Regions from separate parts of the Homo sapiens genome. Here region 2 is linked to region 1. The links are chromatin loops, found by intact Hi-C in ENCODE. Cell type or tissue: natural killer cell. All regions are shown on one strand.

Region 1 (8,000 bases):
TTATTATTTATTTTCTTCTACCTAATATGTTTATATTTTTATCTTTACTTGGCTTTTAAATTAAATTATCTTATTTTAGTTTTGTTTTGTAGATACAATTAAGTCTAAATTTACCTTTAAGTATCACCGTAGCTGCTTTCCAACAAATTTTAGCATATAGTGCTTTTCACTGTCATTTAGTCCTAAACAGTTAATAATTTCTATTTTAATTCCTTGAATTAATTTAGAAGTGCATTTAAAATTTCTTAAACATATGGTTTTTTTGCTACTTTTTAATTATTGATTTCTAATTTAATAATATTGGATAAAAAATGTAATATGTCTAAAATGTCTTTATTTTGCCTGCAATCTTGCATAATATAATAGGTTGACAGGGTATAAAATTCTAGGTTAATACTTATACTTCCTTAACACCTTGAAAATATCATTTCATTGTTTCTTACCATCTGTTGTAACCAGTAAGAAGTTTATTGTCAGTCCATTATTCTAATGTAGATAATTTGTATTTTCTCCTTCTACTAGACTTTAAGATTCTCCAGTTTCATTACAATATATATTCATCTAGGTTTAACCTTATATATTTGATCCTTATTTTTTCTACTTAGTACTTTGTACTTTCAACCTAATGACTTATGTATTTCTTTAATTCTGGAAAATTCTCAGCAATACTTTTCATATACTTTTACTATTTCCTTCATTCGCTTTTTCTGGAAGATTTGTTGGAGGTCTTTTCTGTAGCATGAATATTACATCATAATTTTAAGCCTTATCTTTCTGTGCTGCATTCTGGGTAAGTTCCTTAGTTTTTGTTACCCCTTCATTAATTCACCCTTTGATCCCAGTTTAAAGTTATCCCATTTATTGTATCTTTTAATTGCAGTAACTGTATTTTTTTTTTTTTTTTTTTTTGAGACGGAGTCTAGCTCTGTCGCCCAGGCTGGAGTGCAGTGGCGTGATCGCGGCTCACTGCAAGCTCCGCCTCCCGGGTTCACGCCGTTCTCCTGCCTCAGCCTCCCAAGTAGCTGGGACTACAGGCACCCACCACCACGCCCAGCTAATTTTTTGTATTTTTAGTAGAGACGGGGTTTCACCGTGTTAGCCAGGTTGGTCTCGATCTTCTGACCCCATGATCCGCCCGCCTTGGCCTCCCAAAGTGGCGGGATTACAGGCGTGAGCCACAGCGCCCGGCCAGTGATTGTATTTTTTTCAGTTTTAAGCTTTGTGTTTTTCATCTTTACCTATTCTTATTTCACTTCTGACTGTGTATATTTTATGAATTCATTGTTTTTATTGACGGTTTTGTCTTTATTAATTTCTGGTCATTGTTAGCATATTCTTTTAATACCTTTGTCAGATTGTTTCATAAAGTTAATTTTATCTAAAGTGCATTTATGTTCAAATTGTTGATTTTATTAATTGCCTTTTATTTGTACCTGCCCAGTGTCTTGATTTTTGTTCCGTTTCTGGTTCACAAAAAATGTTTGCTTGTATTTGTCCTTGGCATCATTTTTACTCCCCAACCTTATTTTTTTAATCCATCATTGGTATGTATTTAGAGTGGACTTTCCTGCTTGAACTCATTGTGCATCTTGAACTGAGAGTCCCAAACAGCCTGGTTGAGTAAGAGGGGAAAATAAAAAAAAAATTTTTTGGAGTTGTCTGTCATTCAATAGTTTTTAATGTCAATTAGGACAAAAGCAACCTTTTCTTTCCTTACATCCATGTTGGTACTCATGGCTCTGAAAAGTTTACTTTGAATTAACTTGAAGCTATTCTTATTTAGATTGGCTTAATCTTAGAACTGTTTGGCTGTTACTTATAATTTACTTCCTAATGCAATATACTACCATAAACATTGAAAAGTATGGTTTTTTGGAGGGAAAAGATAACAGTGAGACTGGCGATGTTTGAGTGCCAAAAGATATTACTTAAAGACTTCCCCAGTGAATACTTGTATGAAAGCTTTCTGTGATCTAGTCTGGATATGATGGTGCTCCCTCAGCCAGAACCTCTGCTTAATTCCCCTCTCCCTTTCACTCAACACATATTTTATTGAGCACCTATTATATGCCAGGCACTGCTCTATGCACTGGATATATGACAGCAGACAGATCATATAAAATCTCTACCCTCTTGGAACCTACATTCCAGCTTATTGTTAATAATAGCTTTGCTCAGAGAGGGTTTTTATTAATCACTGAAACACTGAAGAAAGTATAATTCTAGGATTGTTTATTTTACAAAGTATTGGTAGGAAAAGTAAAGTGATGATTCTAGGATCTGCTTTTGTTATCTTTCAACCCAGGAAGTATATCTAGGGGAAGCCACTTTTATTCTTATTACATTTCTAGAAACCTGCCACAAGAAATCCTAACCACATACATATATACTTGTGTTTCTCTATTTTCGATAGTAAATCTATGCTGGTGGAAGACTATCAGTTATTCTAATGTTATTGTTATGGATTTAAGATAAAATAAGCACAGGAGAAGACTGATAATCTGTTTTATTTGTCTATCAATCAAAGGTGCCAGTTTTAGAAAACATGTTCACTTCTTCCAGCTTTGAAAACAAAGTTAAACTAAAGCAATGAAAGGGAAGCACATTGTCAGTTTAAACCTCAAAGTTACATTTTAAAACATAATCAAAGAAGGGGCCCATATTTAATTAGATACAAGATACAGATTAGAGTTTCTCTCATTAATTAGGTAGCTGTGTGAGAAATCACTCTTAAAAGCAGTTTTAGGGTATTAGTTTTCACTGACTTACACATTTTGTTCTGATCTGCTGCTGTGATTAATGAATTTTTGAGCAATGACGATTAGGTTAATTTGAGTTCATTATTCAAATACCAGCGCCTAACAGATGGAACACTAAACTGAAGGTCAGGAAATGTGAATTCCACTCTAGGCTCACAGCTGACTTTCCATGCAATTTGAATTTCTTCTGCTTTGTGAAGATATTTGTGGATTAATGTTACTGTAAATAAAATGCTCTAAATGACAAGGATATAAAGTACTATGAAAGCAAATGGGAAAAAATGATAACTTAGGATAAAGAGTCTCTCTTCATCTGGGAATAATATTTAGAATTCATAAACAACCTTTTAGGGGAAAATTTAGATGCTGTACAGGTGGCAGAATTGCTTTTTTTTACTTGACTTTAAAATAATAATACCTGATACTTGAATAGTGATTTCCAGGTTTTTAAACACTTTCTTGTCCTACTCTTATGTGAACCTTAGAAAAGCCCTGTAAGTTAGACCATTATTCTCTGTGGCCTCATGTGGAAAATAGACAATAATCTGATTTCCTGGAGAGATTAAGAGAGATTAGACATATATATGTTGTCCTTCAAACCTGATGCCATTTTAGAGTTCTCCATGTAAGAAGTTCCTGTCATTCTTACCTAGCCTCATATCTTCACATAGTTCAGAAATAACGTGTTTTCTCAAGCATATAACTTGGTCTTCTTATTTTCCTTAGGCCTTCAAAATGCATTGTCGACTTGTTTTCTTCTGAAGAACTGTTCCTGTAAACAGCTCCTAGCATTTATTGCAGACTAGCAGAGCAGTAAAAGAACTGCAGTTATTTCAGGCTAAGAATCTACCTCCCCTCACTGACTGTCTTTTGAGGACTTGGATATAAATCTGATTCTGTCTTGTAACCAAAATATGAGTTGCTTTGATTTTGTGAAATACAAGAGCACACTCAGTGTTCAAACTATTCCACAAAGAGAAAATATATTATCTGTGTTACTATCTAGTGTTCACTAAGAATCCAAGCTAAGTCAAAAGGCCAGGTATGGTTGGCATTTACTGTGAATTTATGAATCATCCATGATTTTGTTGCTGCTGCTTCTTATTCCATACTTGGCCATTGCCAGCAATGGGACTTTATACAGGTGAGTTGGCTGAGTTTCAGTACAATGCTCTGTTTAATTGTAAACATATATGCACTGGGTATAAATAGGGTGGTGTTTTGTACCAGGTATTTTTTTCAGGTAACCAGGTCAATAATAAATTATTGAGTGATATACTGTGATGTTTTTCAGTTTGTGGATTAATTTCACAAACTGCATGGAAGCAAAAAGCCTTGCTCTGTTATAACTCAAACAAAAGCCCACAGAAGGAGAGAAAGGATGCTGCAAAGGCTGGAGCCAGCCAGTTTGAACCGGCACTAGTTAGTAGTGACACAGAGAAAAGAGGTGGGACCAGCACAGGAAGGAGGAGCATTCACACTCAGAGGGGAATTACATTCAGCCACTGCCTCATTTCTCAGGTTCACTGTAAAGGCCATTTAGAGGATGTAATTTAACTGTGTGGTTATAGGCCTAATGTTTTCACAAACTTCTTATTCTTCTGTGAAGGAGACACAGAAGTAGCTGTTTGTGCTACAGCAGTGCTTTTTGCATTTCCCCTCCTGAGATTTGCTTTTTTCCCCCCTCCCATTTAGAACTGAATGTGGATACTGGTAAAATAGCATCCTTAGTTTTGGACATTTCCTGAGAAAAAAATGAAAACAAAACCAGCTTTTAGAGAATTTCTAAGATCATGGCAAGGAAAAGTACTTAAAAAAAAAAAAGTCTAAGCAGATAACACCATCCAAAGCAAATAAAACTCCTTCAAAACGATATCTAGTTACAATATTGTAGAATGTGCATAAAGAAACTCCATTTGCTCTAAATAAATAGAGACAGGATATCTTTTATAACACCTGGTGAAAATTAAAGTTACAAAAGACTTTCTTAAGTAAAGGCAGTCAAATTGATTAACATTATATGATCAGTCATGTGAATATTTAAAATACAAATAGCCATTTTTTAAAATGAGAATGACTTTTAAGAATGAGTTAAATTGAGTGGGCAAGAAGGTGATTATAGGTCTTCTGGTATCTTTCAAGCTCATCATTGTCAAATCAGTTCTGTCTCATTAATTTCAGGGTTTACTACTACTAGGCAGCAATCCAAAACTATTTAAAACCTGCTGGATGGTTTTCACTCTAGGAGTCACTGCCAACCCCATCCCCCAACCAAAAATACAGGGACTGGAGACAAAACTGGGAGAAATGTTTAACACAAACACTCTGCCATGCAGACATCCTTAGGAATTTGAAGATTCAGCAACTTTAGGGTAGATTCTCACCAGTTGAGTTCAGGTGCATATGAAATAAAACCCACAGCTAAGTTAGGCGTGTATGTTGATGTTTCATTTAGTAGATGCTATCCAGAATTAACTCATAATATTGTAATGACTTTGGAAGTCAATATGTGATGATACAATTGATTTTAAATTTTCCGTGGTAATTGTAGTCATGAAAAACCTGAATAATCTAATAATCTTATTTTAGACATCGGTTTCAATTTTTCTTCTCACAAAGCCTTATATTGGAGCAATTTGCAAGAAAACCATGTTCTTTATTCCTCCTCACTCTTTGGTAGATACCCATGGGGTAAGGAATTGTCCAGAAATAAGAGGTTGTACAAGAAGCCTATCTTATCTAAACCAAAAGTGAATAATTTGCATTGTTAACTAGCCACTTTTTCTTAGTTGTCGACTCATTGACACCGTACATTGGCCAAATATTTTATGAAAGCTAATCTGTACTGTAGCTTCAGAGTGCTAAGATGATAGCAAGTGAGTTTATGATGATCCCATAATCTTTGAAGAAACTTATGTACTGGACAATAAACTAACAATGCCAGGTAGTAATCAATTAAGAAAACTCTTAAGAGGCAGACACAATAAGGAGTTAATTCTGGAAAAACAGTGGACTAGGTGTATTTGGAAAAGGCTATAACTTGAGTTATTCCCTGGAAGAGGGGTCCCATTGGCTGAAAGGAGAGAGGAGAGGGAATAGTATGAAATAGTTATGGAAGATTGGAGAGTTTCTCAGGGTTAATAGTGGGTTCTGAGTTTGAGACTAGTGAGAAGCTTAAGTTTACAGATACAGTGGGGTCAGGTTAAAGATTGTAAAGTTAATCTTTTTCTAGATCAGGGATTAAAAACCCAAATGCCTTCTGGGGCCAGAGAAGCTACTTCAGCGAGGCTCTAGGGACTGGCAAAAGGGGTGGTAACAGGTGAATATGTGCCCTAAGAGGAAGCCATTATTTACCTCCACCTAATCATTCCTTATGGCAAGGACTTCTTATTTTTCAAGAGAAATTGATTATCTGAACGATTGTGTGAAGTACCTGGATTTTTAAAACACTAGGCAAATCAAACAAAACCCATTTTGAGGCAGATTTTAAACTACACCCATAACTATGTAGGAAAAGGGAGTCTTGGAGCTTTTTAGTCAGGCCAGAGATAATGATGAATACTTTAGGAAGGTTATCACAGTGGTTACCTATTGGTGATTTTGAATGGAAAAGACCTGTGGACCCAAGTCATAGACTCCAGGAAGCCTTTTCTGCCCCTTCTGCAATGAAGAGTTAGGAAGACATTTAAATAAGTAATCAGCAAGATTTGATGACTGACTAAACTGGCTGTCACATGTGTTCTTTAGGGTGCTTTGGCTAGGGGGACAGATTGTAGTTCTTTAAAGCTGGCCTTTCCCTGTCTCTCATAAAAGTATTTTTTGTCCACAATATCTGCACCACCTGCCTCTAGCCAGTGGTGGTGCCTCTACAACTTCACTTGTAATTGCTCAGAAAATTGAACAGTAAGGGGTGGGTGGGTGGGTTGGTTAGTTCTTAAGGTTCTTCTGAGATATGGGATGTAGTGAGAAAAGCTTTAACCACTCATCTTACAATCAGAAGACTTGGAATCAAGTCCCAATTTTGCTACTTCCTGGCCTTATGACCTTGGACAGATCACACACCTTCTTGAACCTGGCACATTCTTCCTTATCTTGGGGCTGTGGCACAAGCTGTGTTCCCTGACCTGCATAATCTCTCTCTTCACCTTTACCTGACCCTCACCTTCTTGTCCTTAAGATCACAGCTAAAATGTCACTTCCTCAGAGAGGCCTTCCATGACCTTCCCATCTAAAGTGGAGCTTCTATCAGTTTCCTTGGGCTAATGTAACAAATTACCGTAAACTGGGTGGTTACATGTCCAAATTCAAGATGTTTCCAGCAGCATCCTCCATCTAAAAAGTAGGGAAGAATCCTTCCTGGCCTCCTTCTAGCTGCTGGTGGTTCCCAGCAATCCTTAGTGTGCCTTGGCTTGCAGCTGCAACATTCCTACCCCTTCCTTTGTGGTCACATGGCCTTCTTCCCTGTGTGTGTCTGGGTCTCTTCACATGGCCTTCTTATAAGAACATCAGTCATTGGATTTAGAACCCACCTCACTTCTGCAAGACCTCATTTTATCTAATGACGTCTGCAAAGATTCTATTTCCAAATAAAGTCAACTTCTAAGGTTCCAGGTATACATGAATTGAGGTGTAGGGGGGGCACTATTCAACCCAGTACCAACCCCCTTTTTAAATTATCTTTATTGTATTTACTATATTTGTAGTTATATATTAATTTGTTGGTTTATCTTTCTAACATGGGAATTCTATGAAGGCAAGCTTTAAGTCCATTTTATTCATTTCTATATACTCAATGCCTGGATAATTTTTGATACCTAAAAGCTAACCAAAAAGTATTTATTTAGTACATTAAGTAATCTTTTTTCCCTCTGGCTAATTGTCTTCATTGATGAAATAATGGGGTTGGAATTGCTAGTCTTTAAGGTATTTTGCAGTTCCAGTAGTATGTGACTCTGTTTTTTACAGATGCCCAGTGACCCCAAGTTGCTCTGTGAATCAGGGCAGCAGGCATTTACATGTATACATTTTTTTATTATGATGATTGTACTGTACCTTCCCTTTAGGTCCTACTTGAAGAAAAAGAGGAAAAAATAAACACATGACATTGAAATACCAATTGGTTTGCCTGGTTTTGAAGAGAGAATTATAAAAGAGATAACCAAGGTTGTATATTCTGATTAAGTATAGTAAACACTCATTCTGTGTTATGTAGTAAATACACTAGAGATTATATAAACTGGA
Region 2 (8,000 bases), 140 kb after region 1:
ACTATTTAATTTCGTACAGTTGTGTGAAAGATAAAATTTTAATTCATATAAGTATTTAGTATAGTTCCTGAAACATACTAAGTCCTCAATATGTGTTAGTATTTTTATTAGTATAAGAACCCTTTCAATATGTAATTGGTACAGAATGCAGTCAGATATGTAACTCCTTTCTTCTCTACACTTCATCAATATCTCTCAAATGTTCCCCTCCCTTTCTTCATGATTTTGCCTGGTGTATTAGCTCAGGCTGCCATACAAAATACCATAGACTGGGTGTCCTAAACAACAGACATTTATTTGTCACAGTTCCAGAGACTGGAAGTCCAAGATCAAGGCGTCAGCTGATTCAGGTCCTGGCGAGGCTTGCATGGACATTTTGCTCTCTCCTCTCATGGATGAGAGAGAACCCTCTCATGTCTCTTCTTATAAGGACACTAATTCCATCATGGGGGCTCCACCTTCATGAGATTATTACCTCCTGAAGGCCTCATCTCCAAATACCATTGCATTGGGAGTTAGGGCTTCGACATACAAATTTGGGGGATGGAGGAAACAATTCAGTCCATAGCACCTTGGTGATGTCTCCCATCATCTCATCCTTAGACTATTACAGCTGTCTTGAGACCAATATTGTTCAATTCTTGTCTATCCCCATTCCACACTGAAGCATTCTAAAAAGCAAAATTGGCCATGTCATAAAATCATCTAATGACAATCATTAGGCTATAGAATAAAAGGAAAAAATCAGGAGCTGGGCATGGTGACTCACGCCCGTAATCCCAGCACTTTGAGAGGCCGAGGCAGGTGAATCATCTGAGGTCAGGAGTTCGAGACCAGCCTGGCCAACATAGTGTGAAACCCCGTCTCTACAAAAAATACAAAAATTAGCCGGGCATGGTGGCAGACGCCTGTAATCCCAGCTACTTGGGAGGCTGAGGCAGGAAAATGTCTTGAACCCGGGAGGCAGAGGTTGCAGTGAGCCAAGATCATGCCATTGTACTTCAGCCTGAGCAACAAGAGTGAAACTCTGTCTCAAAAGTAAATAAATAAATAAAAATTTAAAAAATAAAATAAATATTCACTACTTCTCCACATAGTCTTTAATGTCCTAACCATACTTAACTAGTGCTGCCACCTAAAAGTGATATGACTTCTGATAAAACTTGACTTAAATAGCACAACTAAATTCACTGTTGCTTGCTGAGTTCATCACTTATGGTGATGAGAGAGGAGACGGAATAGAATTGAAACTAATTTCCATCTTGATACCCATGATAAATAGGCTTCAGTAAGGTGTTAGTGGAAGATATGCTAATGTGATACACACTTAAAGCTAATATCTGAGGGTAACAAAGATGTTGTTGTTTAGGTGTGTTGCACACTCTTTAACCCTTAATGTGGCTGGCATCTCTTATTGACATGTGCATATCACTGCCATGCCATACCATGTTTGACCCAGAGAATTAATGAAACATTCCCATTGTTTATCAGTTTTGTATTCAGGCTAAGTAAGTTTCCTATCTATTTCCTTGCCATTGTTCTCCAAATTAATAATAAATTTTAATTTTCCTGGCAGATCCTATTTTTTTTCTGAGACAGAGTCTTACTGTATTGCCCAGGATGGAGTGCCGTGGCACAATCATAGCTCCCTGCAGCTTCAATCTCCTGGGCTCAAGAGATACTCCCACTTTGGGCTCCCGAGTAGCCAGGACTATAAACACGTGCTACCATGACCAGCTAATTTTTAAAATTTTTTTTACAGAGCATTTTTAAAAGAGCACTTTTTAAAAAATGGATGACCGAAGTCTTCCATTCTACTCTTGGGTAATGAAAATACAGTTACCGATTTTTTAAAATGTATCTCTCTAAGATTTGTATTCAGAAATAGTATGTATAAAACTTGACTAGAGAGTAGAAAAAATTTTTGAGGCTGTTTTATCTTGGAATAAGTATGGCAACGAAAGCACTGTGTTTCTCTCTCAACCTCGTCTATGAGCCACTTTAGTTGGTATCAACATGGTGATACTGTAACACACTATGGCTCTCTCTCCCAGGTTCTTACCTGTATTTCCATTCTTGGTTTGCAACTTTTTCCATGTATTATTTGTTGTTATTTTCATTATTTAAAGTTACCTCTAATTTATGATTCAGTGCCTACATAGTTCTTTAAGGAAATATATAGTCTACAATCCTTTGTATGATCATACTTTAATTACATGAATCAACTGGTACATTATTAAAGAGGAGATCCGGAAATAAAGGAAAATGGGTTTACCAGTACTAGAGAAACAGGAAGTAGGGAAAGGTAATTTGGGGAATTAGCAATTGAATCATAAATTTCTTTAAAAATGAATGGTTAGCCATCATTCTCAGCAAAGTGTCGCAAGGACAGAAAACCAAACACCGCATGTTCTCACTCATAGATGGGAATTGAACAATGAGAACACTTGGACACAGGAAGGGGGACATCACACACTGGGGCCTGTCATGGGGTAGGGGGGATGGGGGAGGGATAGCATTAGGAGATATACCTAATGTAAATGACGAGTTAATGGGTGCAGCACACCAACATGGCACATGTATACATATGTAACAAACCTGCATGTTGTGCACATGTACCCTAGAACTTAAAGTATAATAATAAAAAGAAAAAAAATTAATGGTTAGCACAATACCCATGATCTAATGCTGTACTCAACAGTTTACATATTATAAAACTCAAGTGAATAGAAGAAAGTGACGTTTTTACAATATGTTGTTTTTTGTTTTTTGTTTTTTGTTTTCAGAGAAAAGTATACCATATTAAAGGTGAAGTGTGAATATCACTGGGCCAGAGGCGGTAACAAACTTTGATCCTCACAGAAGTACTCTCTCAGTTGCTTTAGCATAACTGAAATAGCCTGCCTCATTAAGTATCACTTTCCTTGCAGTCAGTTGCTAAAGATCACTCCTCTAATAAGATGTCAGAAATATTTTTGTTCTTCACATATTTTGTACTTCAAGGCCACTATGTCCCTGCTTAATAATTTCTTTTGCTGGGTACAGTGGCATGCACATATAGTCCCAGCTACTCAGGTGGCTGAGGTGAGATGATCACTGGAGCCCAGGAGTTCAAGACTGTAGTGCACTGTGAGTGTGCTTGTGAATAGCCACTGCATTCTGGCTTGGGCAACATGAGAGAAATAAATATTGTTTTACAAAATAATTTTTCCTATTTTCGAATCTGTGTTTTTTGCTTATACCATCATTTTCCTATTCATGTTACTGTGGTTACCATTTCTTATGATCTTCTCTCTTCCCAGGCCACCATTTTCCTCTCCACATCTCTCTGAAGACACCATCTTTCTGTCCCCTTCTGCCGGTTTCTTACTCCTACTTGTTCTTCATCCTCATTGTAACCTCCCTTCCTTCCACCCTTAGTTGTTCTTGAAAAATACAATCTGGAACCTCAGATTGGAACTGTTAAGGATATTTTCACCAGCCCCCCTGATTTCCTCACTAGCTTGGCTTCCTCCTTAAGAAATTTTGCCAATCACCCAACCTACAGAATAGGAGAAAAATTTTGCAATCCACCCATCTGACAAAGAGCTAATATCCAGAATCTACAAAGAACTTAAACAAATTTATAAGAAAAAAACAAACAACCCCATCAAAAAGTGGGCAAAGGATATGAACAGACATTTCTCAAAAGAAGACATTTATGTGGCCAACAGGCACATGAAAAAATGCTCATCATCACTGGTCATTAGAGAAATGCAAATCAAAACCACAGTGAAATACCATCTCACGCCAGTTAGAATGGCGATCATTAAAAAGTCAGGAAAGAACAGGTGCTGGAGAGGATGTGGAGAAATAGGAACGCTTTTACACTGCTGGTGGGAGTGTAAATTAGTTCAACCATTGTGGAAGACAGTGTGGTGATTCCTCAAGGATCTAAAACTAGAAATACCATTTGACCCAGCGATCCCATTACTGGGTATATACCCGAAGGATTATAAATCATGCTACTATGAAGACACATGCACACATATGTTTATTGAGGCACTATTCACAATAGCAAAGACTTGGAACCAACCCAAATGTCCAACAATGATAGACTGGATTAAGAAAATGTGGCACATATACACCATGGAATACTATGCAGACATAAAAAAGGATGAGTTCATGTCCTTTGTGGGGACATGGATGAAGCTGGAAACCATCATTCTCAGCAAACTATCACAAGGACAGAAAAGCAAACACCACATGTTCTCACTTATAGGTGGAAGTTGAACAACGAGAACACTTGGACACAGGGTGGGGAACATCACACACCGGGGCCTGTCATGAAATGGGGGGCTGCAGGAAGGATAGCATTAGGAGAAATACCTAATGTAAATGATGAGTTGATGGGTGCAGCAAACCAACATGGCACATGTATACCTATGTAACAAACCTGCACGTTGTGCACATGTACCCTAGAACTTTAAGTACAGTTAAAAAATATTATATATGTATACACACATATATATAGAAAAAAGGAAATTTTGCCAATCACCAACCCACTCTATGCCACACAGTTCTCTTTTGTCAGCCAATTAGTGCTACTCTGTAACGGATACTTATTTATTATAAGTACTCTTAACTAAGCCATCTCTGCTTCTGAGACATCCTTTGGATTATTTTTAATTGATAAGTCTTAAGCGATCTTTGAAACAGATTCTACTGCCCTGAAGTCTGTGTTTTATACATTCTATCCTCACTGTCTAGTCAAGACATGAAAACAACATGCTGTTATCTCACACGACTTTCCTTATGTTCTCTGATCATTTCTCTTTGCCGTCTCTCTTCTTTGCCATTTTTCGTTTCATCTTAGATGAGAAAGTAAGTAGCTCATTCTCACCAAAGCCAGCTCTCCCAATTGTGCCTTTCATCTGTTTTTCCTACTCTTGGAACTTGTTTCATTGAATTTTCCACAACTGCCTCACATCTTAAATATTTCTCTCTCCTGTAGGTCTTTCTTGTCCATCTAGAAATATGTATCACTTTACACTGCCTAGAAGAGCTTACTCGTAATGCCGCTGCTTTATCAAATTACTGCCCTGCCTCTCTTCTTTCTTTAACCAACAACTACTCTTGAAGAGTAGTTCATACAAGTTGCCTGTTCTCATCACCTTGTGTTCACAGTTAAGCCTTCAGAGTACCTTGCTTATTCTCTTTCTTTCATCACTCATAACGTTGGACACCAAATCCACTGACCACTCTTCTCATCTGCATATCCTTCAATTCTTCTGTAGAAATCAGTACTGATAACCAGCCTTCCTTGAAAAGTCCATCTCTCTTGGTTTTCACGACACCCTATTCTTTTACAAGTATTTTCCTGCTAACTCCCAGGTCATAGCCCTTTCTTCTTATGCCTGAAAACTCTGAAGTATATGTATTTTCCAGGGATTGCCTTTGCATTTTTTATATCATAGTGATAATTTTCAGATCTATCAACTTGAGCCTAACTTCTCTCTCCAAATATAAGCTCACATTTTCAAATGTCTTTTGGATACATTCACTTGGGTTTCTCTCTGATCGCTTGTCCTTAAGATGTACAGATATTGTCATCAACTTTGCTCCTCTGCCTTATCCTAATTGCTCTGATCTCAGTGTTATTCTTTCACTCCTTTCTTTTCTTCTTCCTCTTGATACTTTTTCTGGTTTTCCTAACCTAAAAGCTAGGGTAATTTCTTTCACTTCATACTCATACTCTCAGATGAGTGGCTGTCAAACTAACTGATCATCAGAATTGCTTATGCTTTCAGAAATTATGGTTTGATGAGTCTCACTATAGACTTACTAAATTAGAATCTCTGGTGATGAAGTCCCACAATCTGTATATTTTTAAGCTCTCTTACTCTTTTCTGATTTGAGGGTACTACTAGAGATTCTGTCTCTAAATTTCTGTGCCTACCCCTTCATTACATTGCAGGGGCCACTCCTATGCCATTCCCCTACCTCAGGCCTTCATTACTGAGACCACAGCAATCCTTCCCTAACTGGTGTCCCTGCCTCTAGCATTCTCTCCACCAACCTATTTTCTTTCCTGTGAGTTTAAGCTATGTGAATATGCCACACCTCTTCTCCGAAATTTAAAATGGCACTCCATTTTTCTGTAAAGTAATTATGTATTGTTTAACCTGGCCCTCAATATTCCTTCATGACCTAGTGCTACAAACATCTCGTTACTCACCTTCATGGGAACCTTTAACACCAGCCAAAAGGAACAACTTACAGTAATTTATGCATTTGCTTTTTGCCTCTCTTTATGCTGCTCTCACTGCCTTTGCCTCAATATTTGTATGTTCAAATATGGCCCATCTTCATGGCCCAGCCAAAATTCTTTCTTCTTTCCCCAAAGTTCCCTGATAATCATCAATAGGAAGAACCTCTTGTTTTCCCTGAATTTTTATGTAACTTTTATAAATCTCTCTTATAATACTTATCTCCTACCTTTTCTTATAGGGTATATACAAATATATATGTAATATGCACAACTATATAATCTTTTTGTTGTTGTTTTTTGTTTTTTGAGACGGAGTCTCACTCTGTCGCCCAGGCTGGAGTACAGTGCACTCGACTTGATCTTGGCTCACTGCAACCTCCGCCTCCCGAGTTCAAGCGATTCTCCTGCCTCAGCCTCCCAAGTAGCTGAGACTGCAGGCATGCACCACTGTGCCCGGCTAATTTTTTTTTTTTTTTTATGGTAGAGATGGGCTTTCACCATGTTGACCAGGCTGGTCTTGCACTCCTGACCTGAGGTGATCCACCTGCCTCGGCCTCCCGAAGTGAATGTATATAATCATTGAGAGCAGATCCAGATGTAATTCAACATTTTATCTATCACATTTTATCTAATACATTTTGATGCTGAAGAAATATATTTCTTGAATAACAAACAGCAGCCAAAGTTTATCTGGAACTGTTCGAAGTGTTCCACTTTTCAACCAATAAATCCTCACAATCCACAAAACCTTATTTGGGAGGCACTAATAGTATATTCAATTTACAGATGAGGAAATTGAGCCTCAGAGCAGTTAAGTAACTAATACAAGGTCACACAGCTAGTGAAGGCCCTCAAGTAGCCTGGTTCCAGAGTCCATGCTTTTAATCATTCTGCCTTTTTTTGTGAATAAATTCCACCCAGTCATATTTTTTAACCTCAGTGCATTTTTTAACATTTAATTGGCTGAGGGCTTATATTCAAAAGAGATCTTTTTCTTTTAATTGAATTTGACAGAGGCAAGCTTTAAATTTTATCATAAATAGCCTTCGAGAAGGCAAATAATGTGATTTACAATTAGGATTCATCAACTTCAAGGAAGAAGTGGAAATTTGCTTATAGGAAAAATTTAAATGTGTTGCATAGTTACATAAAGCTCTGTTGTACAATTTTATAGAGACTGTAAAACAGAATACTTATAAATTAATAAGTAATTGAAATAAACATCATTTGATTCTTATACTCATTGAATTATACAATCTCCAAGACATGTGATTTCCTTCTCCCCATCTTTTTCCCCCAATGCCAGAGTATTTGCAAATAAATATTTAATCCATGGTTATATTAAAGCTGCTTTGCTACCATGAAAAAAAATTTTTTTTACAAACATCTTTCACAGACTTTGTAACTGGACAAACTCCACCCGGTAAAAAAATAAGTGCATGGAAACAAAACAAGAATGTAGCAAGATCTGCCTAGTTTATTAAACATGAAATTGAATAGTGGAAATAGCTCCATTTGGGAAGCTTAGGAAGCATAGTGACCAAAAAACTGTATGGCTGCTCATTCATTAGTCTTAAACTATTAATGTCAAACTCATAGTACCCAGAGTTAAATAAGATTCTGATGCTTCTACTCTTAAAAAGAAAAATGGAAGCATGTAGTTATGAGCCTGGGGCAAAAAGAAGCTCTAATATCTACCATATATTTGCTAATAATATCAGACACACCTGTGAACCAGTTTAACCATTAA

The links. Peaks named below come from ENCODE experiments on the same cell type or tissue, not always from the same donor. Only the 100,000 strongest peaks of a DNase experiment are listed, where the experiment ranks them.
Region 2: it touches region 1 in a loop (2.1-fold over the local background); 44 of 110 quality-filtered maps call a loop at or near these places.

The regions. Positions count from the first base shown.
Region 1 is chr5:90,936,567-90,944,566 of GRCh38, forward strand. All of the region lies in intron 83 of ADGRV1 (adhesion G protein-coupled receptor V1), which reads left to right. Among named protein-coding and RNA genes, the nearest start is that of LUCAT1, 370 kb to the right of the region's middle. In natural killer cell, no CTCF peak of the experiment used is centred here; a DNase peak (open chromatin) is centred at 4,215; H3K27ac peaks cover 832 bases.
Region 2 is chr5:91,080,753-91,088,752 of GRCh38, forward strand. All of the region lies in intron 86 of ADGRV1 (adhesion G protein-coupled receptor V1), which reads left to right. Among named protein-coding and RNA genes, the nearest start is that of LUCAT1, 230 kb to the right of the region's middle. In natural killer cell, no CTCF peak of the experiment used is centred here; no DNase peak of the experiment used is centred here; H3K27me3 peaks cover 269 bases.